Regions from separate parts of the Homo sapiens genome. Here region 2 is linked to region 1. Evidence: read pairs that join two places in POLR2A ChIA-PET (ENCODE). Cell type or tissue: Caco-2. All regions are shown on one strand. Links, peaks and the distances in the headings refer to the core of each region. The heading gives the core; the rest is flanking DNA.

The links. Peaks named below come from ENCODE experiments on the same cell type or tissue, not always from the same donor. Only the 100,000 strongest peaks of a DNase experiment are listed, where the experiment ranks them.
Region 2: POLR2A ChIA-PET joins it to region 1 with 9 read pairs; 2 of 35 experiments call an interaction of 5 or more read pairs at or near these places.

What each region holds. Positions count from the first base shown.
Region 1 is chr22:40,998,978-41,004,355 of GRCh38, reverse strand. No RefSeq gene overlaps it. Among named protein-coding and RNA genes, the nearest start is that of RBX1, 50 kb to the right of the region's middle. In Caco-2, for the core only: no CTCF peak of the experiment used is centred there; DNase peaks (open chromatin) are centred at 1,105 and 2,465; H3K4me3 peaks cover 348 bases.
Region 2 is chr22:40,838,444-40,843,821 of GRCh38, reverse strand. ST13 (ST13 Hsp70 interacting protein) reads left to right here. Exons shown (of 12, transcript NM_003932.5): 5 at 3,130-3,196. Among named protein-coding and RNA genes, the nearest start is that of ST13, 16 kb to the left of the region's middle. In Caco-2, for the core only: no CTCF peak of the experiment used is centred there; no DNase peak of the experiment used is centred there.

The sequences.
Region 1 (5,378 bases), core at 254-5,253:
CTACTTGGGAGGCTGAGGTAGAAGGATCACTTGAGCCCGGGAGGTTGAGGCTACAGTGAGCTGAAATTGTGCCACTACACTCCAGCCTGGACAACAGAATGAGACCCTGTCTCACAAAAAACAAAATACCATTATGCTAAGTGAATGACGCATCACAAAAGGTCACATATTTTGTGATCCCATTCACATGAAGTGTCCAGAATAGGGAAATCCATAGAGACAGAAAGCAGATTTGTGGTTGCCTGGGGGTAGCGACGGGGGAATGAAGAGTGAGTGCTTAATGAGTATGGGGTATACTGTGAATATACTGATTCTGAACTGTACACTTTTATTTATTTATTTATTTATTTTAATAGTGATGGAGGGCGGGGCACAGTGGCTCACGCCTGTAATCCCAGCACTTTAGGAGGCCGGGGCGGGTGGATCACCTGAGGTCAGGAGTTTGAGACCAGCCTAGCCAACATGATGAAACCCTTACTTTACTAAAAATACAAAAATTAGCTGGGTGTTGTAGCGGGCTCCTGTAGTCCTATAGTCCTAGCTACTTGGGAGGCTGAGGTAGGAGAATCACTTGAACCTGGGAGGTGGAGGCTGCACTGAACTGAGATTGCGCCATTGCACTCCAGCCTGGGCAACAGAGCGAGACTCCATCTCAAAAAAAAAAAAAAAAAAAAAAAAAACAATAGTGATGGGGTCTCACCCCGAGCTCAAGCGATCCTCTCCACTCAGCCTCCCAAAGTGCTGGTATTACAGGTTTGAGCTACCATACCTGGCCACTGTACACTTAAAAATGATTAACTTTCTGTTATGTGAATTTCACCTCAATTATAAAAAGAAAGAAAGAAAAACAGAAAGCTCCATGGAGAACTTAACACCAGGTCCCTGGGACCCAGCACGATGTCGTGACTCCCACTGCCGTTCTCTACGAGGCCGTGGGTCTACGGACTGTGACCAGTTTTTTTTTTTTTGCTACAGGTTCTCCACCTGGTACAAGAAGAGTGGCCCAGAGAAAGGTCAGTTTAAGGCAACTGGATTTCCCAAGTCCCAAAGCAGGAAATCTGGTCTGACAAGCACGGGATTCTCGTCTGAAATTAGCCCAGCCCTGGAAAACCTGTGGCTGGGGGTTGCTGTCATCAGAAAGAACCTGTACTTCCGGGTTTGTTTTGGTTGGGAAGGAAGGAGCTGGAGCAGCCAACCTGGCTTCTCAGAGCTTCCATATTTAACCCATCAGGGCCCAAGGCTCCCAGGTGTAGAAGCGACTTTAGAGATACCTATGAGGAAACAGAAGCTCCAAGAAGGTAAAGACCTTCTCCCAGGCCACAGAGCCAGTAAATGGCTGAGCCAGGGTTAGGAGGAAGGAAACTAACATTTCTATAGCACGTGCCCTAAATCCAGAGCCTCACCCTGCAAAGGAGGTGTTAGTAACCCCATTCTGCTCATGAGATTCAGAGAAGCTTAGTGAGTGGCCGATATCACCAAGCTACTAAAAGGCAGAGATACTATTAAAATATAGGCCTACAGCTGGGCGTGGTGGCTCACACCTGTAATTCCAGCACTTTGGGAGGCTGAGGCGGGTGGATCACGAGGTCAGGCATTCGAGACCAGCCTGGCCAACATGGTGAAAATCTGTCACTACTAAATATACAAAAATCAGCCTGGCGTGGTGGCGTGTGCCTGTAATCCCAGCTACTCAGGAGGCTGAGGCAGGAGAATAGCTTGAACCCTGGGGGCGGAGGTTGCAGTGAGCCGAGATTGCGCCACTGCATTCTAGCCTGGGTGACAAAGCGAGACTCCATCTCAAAAAACAAACAAACAAAACAAAACAAAACCTGACTCTTCAACAATCTACAGTTCTTCCTGAGCCCTTATCTGCCATGCTCATCTATGTATCCCCAGTGCCTGATACTGAGGAGTGTTCAAAACTCATTTAATATCGGGAGATTTGCCGGATGCTGTGGCTCATGCCTGTGATCCCAGCACTTTGGGAGGCCGAGGCGGGTGGATCATGAGGTCAGGAGTTCAAGACCAGCCTGGCCAAGATGGTGAAACCCCGTCTCTACTAAAAATACAAAAATTACAGCGCGCCTGTAATCCCAGCTACTCGGGAGGCTGAGGCAGGAGAATCGCTTGAACCTAGGGGGCGGAGGTTGCAGTGAGCCGAGATCACACCACTGCACTCCAGCCTGGGTGACAGAGCGAGACTCCATCTCAAAAAAAAAAAAAGTATCGGGAGATTGAGGTGGGAGGATGGCTTGAGCCCAGGAGGTTGAGGCTGCAGTGAGCCTTGATTACACCACTGCACTCTAGCCTGGGCTACAAAGCCAAGCCCTATCTCAGAAGAAAAAAAAAAAAAAAAAAAAGAGGCATTTAATGAATGAATGAGTCACACCTTGCTCTTCCCACTCTGCCGCACCTCCATCCAGATTCACTCTGTTCAAAGTTGATAGATGTTCTGGGGCTTTCACATAGTTGTCATGGTAACTGAACTTTTAGAACTTTTAGAAATAACAGCTGCAGGCAATCCAGGACAAAAACAGTGGACCTGTTTCTTGCTAAACAGGTTATGGCTCTTCTGTCCAAGCTGACAAGGGTTAACACAAAGCAGCAAAGGCTAGAAGAGATTTCCTAACACAGCTTTACGGTTATTGGCCATTGTTATTGACCAAGGACCCCTTTGTTTGCCCCAATACCACCACCTTCACCACAGATCCATGTTTTAGAAAACTTGTCTATTGAGAATACCTGCCTTTAAGTGGTAACTAAGCTGTAACTCCACTCTTTACACATCAACAATTTTCAAGCTACTGTCAGAGCTTCATATCAGCAGGAGATCACCACCATTACCCCACTGAGCTAATAGCATTTTAGCTCAAAGCAGGAAATCTTGGAGCATTTTATTTTGCTAGTTAGTGCAAGCAAGCCTGTAGAATTTGGACTTCTTGAAATATTGAAAATACCTTCTTAAGACCATTTCTAACAAAATTAGAAATGAAATGAGAAAATAACCATAGCTACAAAGAACCCTAAAAGGACTGTGATTATTACACAAATAAATGAGAAAGCCTGGCCAGGCGCAGTGGCTCACACCCGTAATTCCAGCACTTTGGGAGGCCAAGGCAGGCAGATCGCTTGAGCTCAGGAGTTAGAGACCAGCCTGGGCAACATGGCGAAAGCCCGCATCTACAAAAAAATACAAAATATTAGTCGGGTGTGGTGGCGCATGCCACCTACCCAGCTATCCAGGAAGCTGAGGTGGGAGGATTGCTTGAGCCCAGGAGGTCGAGGCTGCAGTGAGCTGTGATTGTGCCACTGGACTCCAGCCTGGGGGACAGAGAGAAAACCTATCTCAAAAAAAAAAAAAAAAAAAGAAGATTAATTTGAAATAAAATGGAAGACCTACATTTTGACCCAGCAATCCCATTCTAGGAATTTATCTTACAAATATATTTGTATATTAATTCAACAGTTTTTTTTTTAGTCTGTGTTCTGCTAAATGCTATGCTTATATTTGCTTCTTTTTAAAAATTTTCTTTCTCTCTCTCTCTCTCTTTTTTTTTAATAGAGATGGAGTCTCGCTATGTTGCCTAGGCTAGTCTTGAACTCCTGGGCTTGGCCTCCCAAAGTCCTGGGATTACAGGCATGAGCCACCAAACCTGGCCCTTCAGCAATTATTATTTTAGTATCAGTTACCTTTCTGGTGCCAGGAATACAAATCAGTGAACAAGTTGGACAAAACCAAAACAAAACAGCAACAAAAACCCTTGCAATCTGGTGGTAGGAAACAGACAATAAACATAATCAAAGAGTAAATTATATATACTCTGTCTGAAGGTGATGATTGCTATACGAAAAAAATTTAACAGGATAGGGAGATTGAGAAGGCTGGGTGAGCCTCTTGGAGAAAGAAGGCAGTGAGGGAGTGAGCCATGTGAATATGGGTGGTGGGGAGGAAAGGGCAAAGTCCCTGTGGTAGGATCGAACCTGGTGTGTACACACAAAAGGAGTCATGCACAAGATTTCATTACAGTAATGGTGGTAACAGCAAAGGATTCAAAGTCTAAGTATTCATCTGTAAGGGACCAATTAAACAGGGTATGGTACATCTACCAATGGAATACTATGCAGCTATACAAAAGAATAAGGAAAATCTATGAAGTGTGAAAGGAAGATCTCTGGAATATATTGTTTAGTGAAAAAAAGCAAGGAGCAGAATAGATTATATGGTATGCTAACTTTGTGTAAAAAAAAAGGAGGGAAATAAATATTATAAAGATGCCAATTATTTCTCAATTAATTTATAAATTAATTGTGAGACCCCCCAAGAAACAGAAAAGCTGGTTTTAAGGACGAAGAGAATTCATAGCTGGGTGTGGTGGCTCACATCTGTAATTTCTGCACTTTAGGGAGGCTGAGGCAGATGGATCGCTTGAGCCCAGAAGTTCAAGACTAGCCTGGGCAACATGGCGAGATGCCATCTCTACAAAAAAAAAATACAAAAATCAGCCAGGCATGGTGGTGCGTGCCTGTAGTCCCAGCTACTTGGGAGGCTGAGGTGGGAGGATTGCTTGAGCCTGGGAGGTAGAGGCTGCAGTGAGTCACGATCACGCCACTGCACTCCAGCCTAGGCAACAGAACGAGACCCTGTCTTGAAAAACAAAAACAAACAAAAACAAAAGAACTAAGGAAATTGTTAAAGAGAAAGGAACAAGCCCAACCAGATATTAAAATATATTATAAAACCATTATAATTAGGCCTGGTGCAGTGGCTCACGCCTGTAATCCCAGCACTTTGGGAGGCCAAGGTGGGCGGATCACCTGAGGTCGGGAGTTCGAGACCAGCCTGACCAACATGGAGAAATCCTGTCTCTACTAAAAATACAAAAAAGTAGCCGTGCGTGGAGGCACATGCCTGTAATTCCAGCTACTCGGGAGGCTGAGGTAGGAGAATCACTTGAACCCAAGGAGGCAGAGGTTGTGGTGAACTGAGATCACGCCATTGCACTCCAGCCTGGGCAACAAGAGTGAAACTCCATCTCAAAAAACAAAAACAAAAACAAAAACAAAAACACAACTATTATATTAAAATACTTTTTGGGGGAACACAAATAGACAACATTAATAGAATACAAAGTCCTGAAACACACCCAAATACACAAAGGAAAGAATGGCTTATGCAATAAATCATTCTGGAATATTGAGTAGCCATCTGGAAACAATGCCTTTGTATCCTTCCTACATTACTTACACTAAAATAAGTTTCAAAGGCTCAACGATACACGTCTAAAACATGAAACCATAAAAGTAACCAGATTAAAAAAATTTATAATCTTGCAGTGGGATGGGCTTACTTAAGCATGACTCAAAACTCAGAAGTTATC
Region 2 (5,378 bases), core at 322-5,321, 160 kb after region 1:
TTTGCGAACTCCTGTTTAAACTTTTTCCACTTTTTGCTGGATCTTTTTCTTACTGCTTTGTATTTCATTTCAATATTCTGGATGCTAATAATTTGTTGCTAGTGCTGCATATATTTTCTGCTAGTTTGTGACTCATCTTCACTCATCTTTCTTCATGTTGTTTCAAAAATAGTATCTTTTAATGCAGATATTTTCTGCTTTATTACTTTGAGGTTATAATTGCTGTAGTGCATTGCTTTTTCTCTTCTGAACATTTTATACACTCACCTTTCACCTTTAATCTACCGGTCCCACCAAAACTAAAATACACTGTTTCTGAATATTGTGGGTCTGTTTCAGGAGTTTATTGTTCTGCTTGTCTATTTTTTTTCTGTTCACTAATGCCACATCGTCTGATACTAAGTCTTGTTATTTTGTAGAACAAGGACCCCCAAAACTTTTTAGTCTTTTGGCTGTTCTTGGCTTTTTGTTTTTCCAAGTAAATTTTAGAAATAGGTTGATCAAGTCTCCCCGCTTCCATTGGTTTTTTTCCCCTTTGTTAGAATTGTGTTAAATCTAAATCAAGTTCGGGAAAAGATATATCTCCTCACCATTGAGATAAACTATCCATAAATAATGTTATCTGCCCAATTTTTAGGTGTTTTTAAAATATTTTAATAACTTACTAACGTGTTCCCCATAAGTCTTGTGCTTTGTTTTTTTGAGACAGTGTCTCACTCTTCCATCCAGGCTGGAGTGTAGTGGTACAATCATAGCTCACTGCGCCCTTGACGCCCTGGGCTCAAGTGATCCTCCCACCTCAGCCTCCTGACCAGCTGGGACTATAGTCATGCACCACCATGTCCAGCTAGTTTTTTATTTTTATTTTTAAAAATTCTTAGTAGAGACAAAATCTCAAACTCCTGGCCTTCCAGAGTGCTGGGATTACAGGTATGAGTCACTGCACCTGACGTAAGTCTTGTGCATTTTTGTTAAGAACAAATGTAAGTACTTTCTGTCACCATTTGTCAAAGGAAACTTTAAAGGTTAAATGTTATGTTTATTGATGGTATTACTTCTTTTATGATGTGTCTAGGTTTATAATTTTTTATTTATCCTGCTTGGGATTCAGTGAGCATCAAATTCTAGGGTTAACTTTCTTTAGCTCTAGAATATTTTCAGCTGTTATTAAATATTGCCTCCTTCTTGTTTACTTTATGCTCTAATTCTGGATCCCTGGTAATGTTAGACTTTTGTTATTAAGTTTCATTTCTTTATCACTCTCTGCTGAAAAGCAGTCTATGCTTTGTCTGTTCCATTGATGTTTGAATTGGAATGCTTGTGTTTTTCATTTTGGTACTTCAAATCTTTTTGAAGTCTACTTGGTTATTTGTAAGTCTTTTGCTCTTTACTCATTTTCAGAATTTACTTTTATTAAACACATTAAATTCCTTGTTGAACTCTTCGCTGGTCTTACTCTTATTTTTCATGGCTCTTGCTCATTAAGGTACCTTGTTTACTTTATGATGTGTTTGTGTGTTGTGTGTGATATTTTGAAAATGTGTTCTTTGGAACTTCACCTGTAGAAAAATTTTGAGGCCTAGGTAAGAAGGTGATTGCTTCCATGAAGTCTCTGAATTGGTGCTACCAACTCAAGGACCCCTTGAAAGTCTCAGCATGGTGTTTTTTTGTTTGTTCCAATTACTTTGGTAATACAGAATTCCAGATGAAAGGCTGGCTGTGGCTCTGAATTTTCAGGGGAAGTTCTTTTAATCTCACTACTCAACTGTCCGTTTCTGTAGGACAGGTTTATACCATTATGCTTGCCGGTATTAGCATTTGGAGTTGCAGATTTATTTTGGAAGGTGTCTGGTTAGACCACATACATTCTCTTCCTCTGAATATAGACTTTGTATCCTGTGTCCTGCATTACCTTCAAAATAAAATTGCAGCCAGGAGTGGCGGCTTATGCTTCTAATCCCAGAACTTTGGGAGAGTGAGGCAGGCAACTCACTTGAGTCCAAGAGTTCTAGACCAGCCTGGGCAGCATGATGAAAACCCGTCTCTATAAAAAAAAAAAAGCAAAACATTTAGTAGGTTGCGAGCATGTAGTTCCAGCTACACTTGAGGGGAGGCTGAGCCCAGGAGATGGAGGTTGCAGTGAACCGTGATTGCACCACTGCACCGGAGCTTGGGTGACAGAGGTAGACCCTGTCTTTAAATAAAACATTATTTTTATATTTAATATTTATTTTTTCTTTTTATTTTTTGTAGAGACGAAGTTTCGCCATATTGCCCAGGTTGGTCTTGAACTCCTGGGCTCAAGGGATCTACCTGCCTCAGCCTCCCAAAGTGCTGAGATTATAGGCATGAGTTGTATATTTTTTTCCTGTGGTTAAAGATCTCCAGAGCTTTCCATTTTAGGAGGATGTTTGCTATAACTCTTTGTTCTTTTTTTGCAGGGGTAGGGTGAGACATGGTCTTGCTCTGTGTCACCCAGGCTAGAGTACAGTGACACAATCAAGACTCACTACAGCCTTGACTTCCTGAGCTCAAGCGAGCCTCCTAACTCAGCCTCCTGAGTAGCTGGGACCAGATGCATGTGCCACCATGCCCAGCTTGTTTTTTTTTTTTTTTTTCTTTTTTTTGGAGAGATGGGATCGCCCTCTGTTGCCCAGATGCACATGTTTTTGTTCTTAACTAATCTTTATACTGTCAGCATCTTGTACAGTGTTTGGTCTATCTATATAGCATAGGTGCTCAATAGTTGTTTGTGGGAACAAAGGAATGAGACCTTTCTCTTCTGAGGATTTAAACCTAAAAGGAGCTAGTTATCTTTTTGTGAGGAGATTGGGTTTAATATTTATGGATAGCTAGGTAGGAGCTGGTATGCTTTGGTTGGGACGGAAGGTTAAGCAAAGGTTATGTCTCGGGCAGAGTGTAGGAGTGAAATTTGTTTAGTATAAAAGGTTAAAACTCGTATGTAATTTCTCACTAATGAGTTATCATAATTGTCTCTTTGTTCTCTGGAGACTACAGAAGAATGAATGAAAATGGGTATTGTGACTGCGCCTCATCCCTAAGAAAGTATGAATTGCTTCCTTCTCTCTCTCTCTACTAATTCTAAGATGATTTTTATTTTCTTCCTAGATAACGGAGGAGATGATGGATCAGGCAAATGATAAAAAAGTGGCTGCTATTGAAGCCCTAAATGATGGTGAGTAATCTTTTTGCTACATTTCTATGGTAGTCAGAATATTTATTGCAGTAACTTAAATAGTGGTAAAGTAGAAGAGAAGTTACATGTACCTGTCCTATACTGGAGAAGATAGTGTCCTATTATCCAGTCACCCCTTCCTCATTGATAAAAGAGGCTGAAATCACTTCTCTCTGCAAGGACAGATCCTTATTTGATTCAGTGTCTCTGATTTCCTGACCCTATCGTGGTGTTTTTCTGCTGAGAAGAGGCTTTAAAGAGGTGAAAGGCTTTAAAAAAAAAAAAAAAAAGTAGTAGTAGAACAGTGACCCTTAACTTTTTACATACTAATACCCTTGACAGATGATGTTCATAGGCATACCAATCTTCGTCCTAGTCAGAGCATGTTAGATTCTCTTGAGTAAATCCCCTCAGAGTGAGAAAGTGGTGATAGTATTCGGTTTTGTTTTTTGTTTGTTTGTTTGGTTGGTTTTTTTGAGACGGATTCTCACTCTGTTGCCCAGGCTGGAGTGCAGTGATGCGATCTCGGCTCACTACAACCTCCGCCTCCCGGGTTCAAGCAGTCCTCCTGCCTCAGCCTCCCGAGTAGCTGGGATTACAAGCGCGTACCACCATGCCCAGCTAATTTTTTGTATTTTTATTAGAGAAGGGGTTTCACCATGCTGGCCAGTCTGGTCTTGAACTCCTGACCTCGTGATCTGCCCGCCTCAGCCTCCCAAAGTGCTGGGATAACAGGCATGAACCACTGCGCCCAGCCTCTTTTTTTATATATATTTATTTTTTTAACTCTCCAAGGTAACAATAGGTTATTATTTTTTTCTTTTTTCTGTTTTTCAGTTGTATTTTATTTTATTTTTTATTTTTGAGACAGAGTCGTGCTTTGTCGTCCAGGCTGGAATGCAGTGGCGTGATCTCGGCTCTCTGCAACCTCCACCCCAAGTCGAGCAATTCTCCTGCCTCAGCCTCCCTAGTAGCTGGGATTACAGGCGTGTGCTACCATCTCCAGCTAATTTTTGTATTTTTAGTAGAGACGGGGTTTCACTATGTTGGCCAGGCTGGTCTCAAATTCCTGACCTCGAGTGATGTGCCCGCCTCTGCCTCCCAAAGTGCTGGGATTGCAGACGCGAACCACTGCGCCCGGCCCATGGTAGTATTAAGTGTAATGTTTGATCGGTTATAATTTGTAAGAACAAATCATGTATAAACTTGGGTACTGTGGCTGCTTGAGTAATATTTCACTCTTTATAACAGTGATAGTGTGTCACAATGCCATAGTTGACTAGATGCTATTGTATAGTGCTCATGTGCATTTGGACTTCATTATTAGATTTAGAAGATGATTGAAGTTATTTTTAGAATGAGTTCAGTATTGATGTTCCGAGTTAGTATATATTTTAAACATTTTGTGATTCTACCACCTGATTAATTTAGCTCCTTAAAACATGTTTATACTGTTTTATACTGCAGTTGCCTTAATAGTTTACCTTCCTGAAAAATTTATTCCTTTATTGCTTTCTGTTTACTTTCCCTAGGTTATTCTTAGAGCTGTTTTTTATTCTACTCTTGCTTGTAACCTGTGATTAACTTTTGCATATATATTTAAGATCTTCATCAGAGGATTATAGACCTGCCAGACTAAGATCCTGTATTTTACTTCTCCAATCTTGTTTTCTCCAGTCAGACTTTACTGTTCTAGAATTTTTTTTTTTTTTTTATTTATGCTATACTGTTTCTCTGGAAAGCTTTTCTTCACATATTTCAACTTTTAATTCATACCTATCAGTTGTTCCCAGCCATTGCTCTTCTGTACCATTCCTTTTCATCGCACGAAACTTTTGCTAATTTCCCTACCACCTAAATTTTAAGAGACAGAGTCTTACTCTGCCACTCAGTTTGGAGTGCAGTGGCATGGTCATGGCTCACTGCAGCCTCAAGTTTTGTAGGCTCAAGCAATCTTCCTGAGTAGCTGGCAATACAGGTGCCTGCCACCATGCCTGGCTAATTATTATCTCTTTTTTTTTTTTTTGGTAGAGATAGGGTTTCATCCTGTTGCCCAGGCTCGTCTTGAACTCCTGCCCTCAAGCAGGCCTCCCAAGCTCAGCATCTGAAAGTGCTAGGATTACAGGTGTGAGGCACTGTGCCCAGCCCATTTTAAAATTTACTGTCTCGGCAATATGTAACA